Linked DNA regions of Homo sapiens: region 1 is linked to region 2. A link is an interaction called in ENCODE POLR2A ChIA-PET data of the cell type or tissue named here. Cell type or tissue: A673. All regions are shown on one strand. Links, peaks and the distances in the headings refer to the core of each region. The heading gives the core; the rest is flanking DNA.

What was found. ChIA-PET counts read pairs that join two places held together with the same protein. Peaks named below come from ENCODE experiments on the same cell type or tissue, not always from the same donor. Only the 100,000 strongest peaks of a DNase experiment are listed, where the experiment ranks them.
Region 1: POLR2A ChIA-PET joins it to region 2 with 6 read pairs; 2 of 35 experiments call an interaction of 5 or more read pairs at or near these places.

What each region holds. Positions count from the first base shown.
Region 1 is chr13:37,092,829-37,097,357 of GRCh38, reverse strand. No RefSeq gene overlaps it. Among named protein-coding and RNA genes, the nearest start is that of CSNK1A1L, 11 kb to the left of the region's middle. In A673, for the core only: no CTCF peak of the experiment used is centred there; no DNase peak of the experiment used is centred there.
Region 2 is chr13:36,916,432-36,920,960 of GRCh38, reverse strand. SMAD9 (SMAD family member 9) reads left to right here and starts at 723. Exons shown (of 7, transcript NM_001127217.3): 1 at 723-845. RefSeq lists silencers at 583-632, 743-812. In A673, for the core only: no CTCF peak of the experiment used is centred there; DNase peaks (open chromatin) are centred at 720, 1,600, 2,030 and 2,530; H3K4me3 peaks cover 2,561 bases; H3K27ac peaks cover 3,557 bases.

The DNA.
Region 1 (4,529 bases), core at 378-4,377, 180 kb before region 2:
TTGAACAAGATTACCCACTCTTTCCGTTGTGCAGTTACACCACTTAAGGCAGAACTAGTCACAGAATAATGCATGCAGTTTTTATAAGTCTTATGTCTGAAAATGCAAATTTTGGAATCTGGACAATTTGTTGCAGATTCCCAGACGATTATTATCTTCAGACAAACTGACTATTTGTGGTCAATGAGTTCATGTTTTATGTCCTTCAAAACGAATGAAAATTACTATCACTCTTTGAATGGCCCTAGAGTAGGGGAGAGGGGCTAAGTTCAGTCTCTGAGGTCAGAGCTCCATTCCAGGCCCAACTCTGCTTCTTTGAGCAGGGTTGACTTTGGCCACAGTTTCATTTCTGTAAACTGAGGTCAGCAATAGGACCTACCAATTATCTGTTGTGTAGATCAAATGATAAATGACACTCTGCATTGTGAATGGCAAACAATAAATGCTCATTAAAAAGTTTCACCCCAGGCCATGCAGGGTGGCTCACGCCTGTAACCCCAGCACTTTGGGAAGCCAAGGTGGACAGATCACTTGAGGTCAGGAGTTCAAATCCAGCCTGGACAACATGGCGAAACCGCATCTGTACTAAAAATACAAAAATTAGCCAGGCATGGTGGGGCATGCCTGTAATCCCAGTTACTCGAGAGGCTGAGGCAGGAGAATTGCTTGAACCCAGGAGGTGGAGGCTGCAGTAAGCTGAGATGGTGCCACTGCACTCCAGCCTGGGCTACAGAGCGAGACTCCATCTCAAAAAAATAAAAAGTTCACTCCTGATATGTGTGGAGCCTGGAGCAAGAATACAAATGAAGACTCATACAGCATAGATTTAAATATTTGAAAGGTAAAAAATCAAGTCAAACCATCAACTAAAATAGGTTCTATTTATTATTGTATCTATTATATAGCCTCATAATTACCTAGGATCCCTTGCAGTTCCACACCAGAATATGGTAGTTAGGAGGGAAGCAGAACTCTTCTTCTTAAGCAACAATTGCCTGTGCTACACTACCAGTGGTACAGACCATACTCAGGAGGATGGAGACTCAAAGGAGGCCCAAAGAGGTCCCAGATACAGCTTGAGAATGTTTGAGCAGAAATCCCAGAGATCTAGGCACCCACATGTCCTTTTGGCCTATGGACTCCTAACCCCACAGAATAAAGGGGTCTAGCAGGCCTCTGAAGCATGGTACCCTGACAAGGACTTCTCTTGACAAGGTCTAGAAGTTGTATGGTTTCTTATTTTTTTGTTTTGTTTTGTTTTGTTTTGTTTTGTTTTTTATTTTATTTTGAGATGAAGTCTCACTCTGTCGCCCAGGCTGGAGTGCAGTGGCCGATTTTGACTCACTGCAACCTCTGCCTCCCCAGTTCAAGTGATACTCCTGCCTCAGCCTCCCAAGTAACTGGGATTACAGGGGCCCACCACCACACCCAGCTAATTTTTTGTATTTTTAGTAGAGACGAGGTTCTGCCACAACTATGGCCTCTTAAGCATGGAGAACAACAGCCATGCACAGTCCTGGCCTCAAATGATCCACCCACCTCAGCCTCCCAAAGTGCTGGGATTACAGGTGTGAGGCACTGTGCCCAGCCTAGAAGTTGTATGTATTATTTTAAATGAATAAATTATTATTATCTGTTATAGAGTAATAAATTTGTTTTTAAAGCTCAAACAAAATAATCTGATAATATGAGATTGAATAAAAAGGGTCGGGCCTAGTGGCTCATGCCTGCAATCCCAGCACTTTGGGAGGCCAAGGAAGGCAGATCACTTGAAGTCAGGAGTTCAAGACCAACCTGGCCAACATGGTGAAACCCCATCTCCATGAAAAATACAAAAATTAACCAGGCGTGGTGGCACGTGCCTGTAATCCCAGGTACTTGGAAGGCTGAGGCAGGAGAATCACTTGAACCCAGAAGGTGGAGGTTGCAGTGAGCCAAGATCATGCCAGTGCACTCCAGCCTGGGCGACAGAGCGAGACTGCATCTCAAAAAAAAACTCTTCTACCACCCATTTATATTATTCTGTCCAAAACAGAAAGGTCCTCATCATGTTATTTTCAAAATGACTTTTTATATATGGGTTGGTAGGTGTGGATATTAAAATTCACACACCATATATTTATACATGCATATTATGGACTGAATTGTGTTCCCCAAAATTGTATGTTGACTTCTCAACCCCCAATGTGACTGTATTTGGAGATAAGGGACTTTAAAGGAGGTAATGAAGGTTCAATGAGGTTATAAGAGCAGGACTTTAATTAAGTATAACTAGTGTCTTTACAAAAAGAGGAAGAGACACCACGATGTGCACACAGAGAAAAGGCCATGTGAGGACGTAGCAAGAAGGCAGCCATCTGCGAGCCTCCAGAGAGGCCTCGAAAAACCAAACCTGCAGACAACTTGATCTTGGACTTCCAGCCTACAGAACTGTGAGAAAATAAAGCCTGTTGTTTAAACAACACAGACTGTGGTATTTTGTTGTGGCAGCCATAGTGAACTAATACACTTATTCTCACAGAAATCTGTGAAACCATTAGCTAGTTTCATTTTGTAGGTAAGAAAATTATCATTGAGATATTTTTGTTATTATAATTTATAAGAATCATTGTCTCTGCTTTCCAGAAAATCTGAGAACATTATCCTCTTAGAGGCAAAAAAAAAAAAAAAAAAGCAATTCAGTTCTATATCTCCCCCAAGATTCCTTATGAAGAAGGTGACCTAGAATTTATCCTCCAAACTGGAACACTTTTGAGAGTGAAAGGGGGTACTGTTAATAATTATGTTAGTATAAAGTTAAAAGTTGGTACTAGTCCACAGCTAGAACAATTGGTCACTATACTTAACAGAGTTTGTTTATTTTATTTATTTTTAGTAAACATTCATTGACAGGATACTAAGCACTAAAGTTACATAAATGAAAACCATGATCTCTGCACCCAAGGAACTCATAATCTATTTAGCAAAAACAGAAAGAATCTGTGTATGTTTTAATGACAACACTGTCATGAGCTCCATAGATACATATCCCAGGAGAAACAAGCTCAGATGAAGCACTAAATCAAGCTTTGAAATGCAGGGGAGAGGAAGGGTCAGGAAACGAAGCCTCGAGGAGCCAGCATTTGAGCAGAAAATACTGAGCCATGGGCTACGTGGCATTTAAGAGCTGAGTATTATAAACAGAGAAAAGTGCAAGTGTAACAGCAAAGTGGTGTATGAGAAAATATGATCCCCAAGTTCACAATCTCAATATAGTAAGCAATCAAGGGTTTAACAGGACCAAAATTACAAGCATTAATAAGGCTACATAGACTGATAAGGCTAAAGCCAATTCAGCCCTTTGAGAAACGCAGGGTCTTTTCGGAAATGTCATTAGCTGCCTGTGCTAGAATTAAGTGGCGTTATCTCCTCCCTTCTCGAAAAGCTGACCACCAAGTGGCATGTTACAATGAAAGCAAATCCCCAGTGAATACCTGGCTTTTATTACGGTTCAAAAGGACCGGTTTGTTATATCCTTCCTCTCTAGATTCAGAATCAATCAAGAAATATGAAAAAAGTCAAATAAGAATCTGAATATATCCCTTATTGTTGGAAAGAGTAGACTGGGACCTCATTTGGAAGTGTAAAAATGTGAGACTTGGTATTTTATTTTAAGTATACAATCAGCAAGAAGAAAAATCTAAACTAAGGGCTTGAGATAGTTTCCTATCTAAAGAGAATGCGCAGAGTTTAAATGTAGGTAAGGTCAATTTTAGTAAGATCAATGAAGTCATAGTCATGGGTTAATTATCAAAAGGTTGGTGCGTAAATTCAATTTCCTATGACAAATAAAATGTATAACTTTAGTGAGCTGACACAATTTCCTACAACAAACACTTGAATAAGACTTAAGGTTAACATAGTCTTAATATTATAGGTTATAACCTTGGGAGATTAAAAATAAAACTGTATTTAATCTTCCTTACCTGAAATGAAATAGTAAATACCAGCCTTACACTTTGAATTCTTAAAGCATTTGTGTCAACAATGTTTATTCAGACTCTATAGTTCTTTAATTTTAAACAACTTTGAACTTATCTGCTCAATTCAACAAAATAGCTGGATAATGCCCAGCTGAGAGAGAGAGAGAAAGAACTCTAGCAAACCATAGGCTAGGGTTATATAGTGAACCCTTTGTTCCAATCTCACCAAAAAGTTAAGTCACTCCCCCTCCTGGATATAAGATAGGTTAGAGATGTGGAGAAGGATGAAATATTACTCCTCCCAAATGGGTGCTTCTAAATGGGTGAAAGTGTTGGGGGTGTATGTTCCCATTTTATGACCAGCAGGGACTTGGGAGAGGGAAAAAAATGATTCCCCCAGAGATAAGATTGCTCAGGAAGCATATGAAGAGGAAGAAAAGGAGCCCCATTATGGATTCTTGAAGAAAACAAACAATAAAAGTGTAGTTAGGAAAAATAAAAGCCACCAAAAGAAAAAGGGGTAGCCAGAAAGATAGGAGAAGAAAAAAGGGTGTTGTCTCAGAAGCA
Region 2 (4,529 bases), core at 166-4,165:
AATAAATATGTGTAAGGAAATTACAATCCACATAATTACATGAGTCGTTTTAACCACCACTCACCCCCAGAGTGATTAGATTTTCTTCTGCCTATGCCATTGCGGCCCAGTTGCTCTGTCACTGTCCATGGGGACAGGATCCCCTTACTCCGAAAAGCAAATCAGGAACAAACAGGGCAAGTGAGAGTCACTATCAGGGCCCAGAAACATGTGAGGAACAGCAGCTCAGAAGGGTCTCCAGACTGATGGGCCGGTGATCCTATATTCTTGTTGGGCTGACAACTCTTCTGGTTTCGGGCTCCAGGTGCTGGCAAGAAATCTCAGAGGTGGGGTGGGAGAGAGAGACGCGAGGCGACCCACGCAGACAAAGGGCTCCCACCCCACCCCCGGGCCACCCCGGCAGGCCGGGCAGGGGCCGAGCCTGGGGTCGCGCAGGGGGACCGAGAGGGCAGCGCGGGGCTGGGGGTGGGGAAGAGGCGGGAACCGAGCCGCAGGCCGCTGCGAGGAGTACTACCCCGCCACCCCCGCGCCGCGAGTTTCCGCGCACGTGGCCGTGGGGCCGGTCTCGCTCCCGCCCCCCGCCGGGCCCGCGCAGCCCCCTCCTCTGCGGCTCCCGGAGCGGCCAGAGCGCGCGGCGGCGGGCGGGGGCGGGCCGCAAGCAGGGCTCCCTGGCCGCTTTCCAGGTCGGCGCACTAATACGGGCGATGAGGCTTCGCGGCTCCAGTCTGACTGACGCCGGCTGGGGCCGCCGCCGCCGCCGCCGCCGCCGCCGCTGCTGCAGCCGCTGTCTCGGTCCCCGCCGCCGCCGCCGGGCCCTGCAGGCGCTGGGCGCGCGCAGCCAGGCAGTGAGTGCGCGGCGCTCGGAGCGGGCGGCCGGGGGACCACGGCGGGGGCGGGGTTGGGGGCGCCGGACCTGGGTGGGGGAGGGATGAGTGGCACGGCGGGGACAGGTAAGACGTGCCCTCCTCGGCCGCGCGCTGCTTGTGTGCGTGCGTGTGAGCGCATTGAGTGGAGGGCGAAGTTGTTCGTCCTCGGGGCAGCCTGGGAGGCTCCTCGGCGTGAGGCTTGGCTTTTGGCGGTCGTTGTTCCCGGGTTTTTTGGTGGAGCCTGTCTGGGGTGGAGTGGGGTGGGGTGGGGTGGGCGCGGGGCCGGAGGGGACTGCTCTGGGGAGTTGGCCGCGGCGCAGCTCGCCTTCCTCGCGCCTGCATCCGCCCGCGCCGCGGGCCCCGGGACCTGTCAGGGGATGTTCGACCCGCGGCGGGGGCGGCGGTCGGGTCGGGGCTGGGGCCCGGGGCGTGGGCAGGGACCAGGATAGGCGCCTGAGGGGTCGCTTGCTGTAGCTGGAGATAGGGGACAGCGGACAGAGGGGGCGGCGGGGGTCGTCATTGTGACTCTTTGGGGGCCACTTTTAAACTCGCCAGCGCCGAATTGGCCTCACTTGCCTTCTGTTTCGTAGGCTTTTTGCTTTGTTTACCTTTGAGGCATGCGAACTGAGAAAAAAAGTTAGGAATGTTGTTGAAGTGTCTCCGGGCTCGCGCTTGGACTGTGTCGGAGCCGGGGTGTTTGTCTTTTCCTTGGCCCGCCCCTCGGTGCCAGCTCTCCGCAGAGGGGAGGGGGCGAGGTGGGAAGCAGATACAGGAGACTGCCTGACGCCAGCTTTGTGATCGGAAGGAGGAGCGCTGGGAGAACATTTTTATGGATGGCTAATCGCTGACAAGTTTTCCCGTTACTATTCCTTCCTCCTCCTGCCCTTGACCGTGGACATTTGAAGTGATAGTTTGGAAATACTACGTTGACTTATTTCTGGGCTGGAGTGGGTACTCCTGAGAACTAACCTACAAAGGATACAAATCGAGTTTGGAGATAAAATTGTATGTAAATTCTTTACCCAGTAGTTTACAGTGAGAAACACACCCACAGGGCACTGTGGAGTGCTTTGGATGGATCCAGTTTACTAGTACCATTTCGGTGGCTTGCCAGATTTCTCGGATGATCTTTTGGAAATGTAGGTTAGCAAGAAGCATGGAGGCTGACCGTTAAGTCGTGAGGCATTTAATAATGCTGCCTCCTAAGCAGTAACTGAGCGGAACGTTTGTGGCACCCGTCTGGGAAAGTGAAATGTGACTACTACAAGCATGTCTCCTGCCTTAGCATTCCTCCAAGTGTGAGGGAATGCCTTTGGATGTTTACATTTTAAAAATAGTGATCTATATTTAAGAAGGCATTTAAAATAAAAGCCAAAGACATTCTCAACTCCAAATAGACAAAGATTCAATATAAGAGTTTCCCTGTGCTTGTAGGAAAGCATCAGCACAATTTTAGACTGCTTTTAGGTTTGTGGTTATCCAAGAAGGAGGCTTCAGATAAGAAAAGGATGTGACGCTTTATAAATAAGGAGCATTTTAAATACAAGATGACAGCAATTTCAAGTACTGTATCCGAAAAACAACTTTTAGTGGTAATAGTCACCTTCAGTGATGGCAAGACAGCTGTCTGCCAGACAGCCTTCGGCCTCTTAATGTATTCTGACACAACCAACTCCCATTTTTATGCTTGACTGGTTATCTTTGTCAGAGCTGTTTTATGCTTGAGCTCTCTGGTTTCAAACTATGCTTAAGAGAATGCCAACATACTCTTGATCTGAACAAACTCATGTTTATCAGTGCAGTGTTTACTAAAAATCAAAGACGTAAACAAATTTTGGGTTAAACCTCTAAGTACTTTAGAATTGCCACATCATTGTCATCAGTCTTTCAAAGTCAACATGAACTATTTGGCTTTTCTCCTTTAAAAAATTTTTTTAACTTATATATTCCTAGTTAGTAAGTAATCAGAAAATATTCACAGATGTCAACTCTTGCATCTGTGATTGCCCAAGACATGGATGAGAAAGAAGAGTTTTGTTTTGTTTTTTAAATGAAACATTACTAAAGATATCCATAAGTAATAAACAAGTGGTACACTATCTTTACTAATCATGTGGTCAGTTGGAGGGAAAAAAGTCTGTCCAGAAATTGTTTCATAAAGATGAAAATATTCAATGTCAATATGAAAATACTCAATATGTTTTCCAAATAGTTTAATTCTGATTAATGAGAGTGCACTATGCATTGCCAAACTGGAGGGATGGTGTTTCGTAAGTGAGCACCGTAGGATTAAGGTAACTACTTTATATCTGACATTCCCTCTGTAATAAATAGGACAGCAGTTTCATCATGTTCTGCTTTAATATGTGGGAAATAATCCTTATCCACAGGATGTACTCTGATTTTAGGGAAGGTAAAGGTTATGACAAATATGTGGTTTTTCTGATTTGCCAGACATACTATGCTAAATTTTAAAGCTTTAACGAAGCTTAGTGCAGACTTTCTGTATATTGTTTTGGACACTTAGAGAGGAGTTAAAGAAACGGGAAACTGTCCAGAATGAAACAGTAAATATAGCAGTACGTTGAAACCATGAATCTTCTCAAATAGTTGTAATTCTAGGCTGTTGGATTTATATTTCCTTGGTTACTGTTGCTAGTGGGTTGAAAAGTTATTCTAAAGCAAAAAAAAAAAATGCAAACAGTAAATGCATAAGTACTTAACAATACTGTGAGCATTTTCACAATGTTTCATGTTATCCTGGTGAATGTCCATGTCCTAAGTAAGGACATTAAAAAAATAAACAATTATCCCTTGGTAATAAACTAACCTTTTAAAATAAATATTCCGGTAAATTTTGTCTCTTAAGAAACTTGTGTCAACTAAAGTTGTTAGGATTTCAAGATATCTGTTAGCATTAGGAGTCATTATACCCATGAAAACTGGATGTTCTTCTTGCTTGGTGGTCTTCATCCTGACACTTCCTACCCCAAAACCATGACGGACACCTCGGCCGCACTTGCCTGACTTGTATTCTGCTCTCCTTTGGTGTCGGCTTCCTTTTGTGTTAGGCTGACCCAAGACCACTTTTCCAGGCTTATCTTCCCGGTCTTTCCCTATTTTATGCTGCAGTTAAAATAGCAAATGCTAGTTTCCATGCATACCCTGGCTTTCCTCTCCTGTGCACCTTTACCCCACGCTGAGGCCTTCCCAGCTTCCCCACCTCCCACAGGATCCTCAAATATGACTTCTTCATCTTGTATGCCCTGTTCAGGCGCTGCCTTCACGGGACTTTCTGTGATGACCCTGGTCCCAGGTATGTCCTCCTTCGAGCTCCTGTGGCTCTTCGCCTTTTCAACTCTTACCTGTTTTGTATTAAGTTACTCATAGACTAATTTATTTCTTCCCCTCAGACCATCCTTACAAGATCCAGGAAGGAAGGGACTGTTTCATCTACCTTTTTTATTCTCTGAATGCTGACCACAGTGCCCTTTATAGTACTCTATCAATAAATAACAAATACATGACACATTTTTTCACTGAACCCATGGTCCCTCCTGAAATAAAGTCTGTAAAAGCATTTCACCCATAGGATAAAGTCCATCTTTCAAGAAGCTGGTGTTGAATCTGAGCTGAGGACTAGTTCAGAGGCCTGAAATCCCC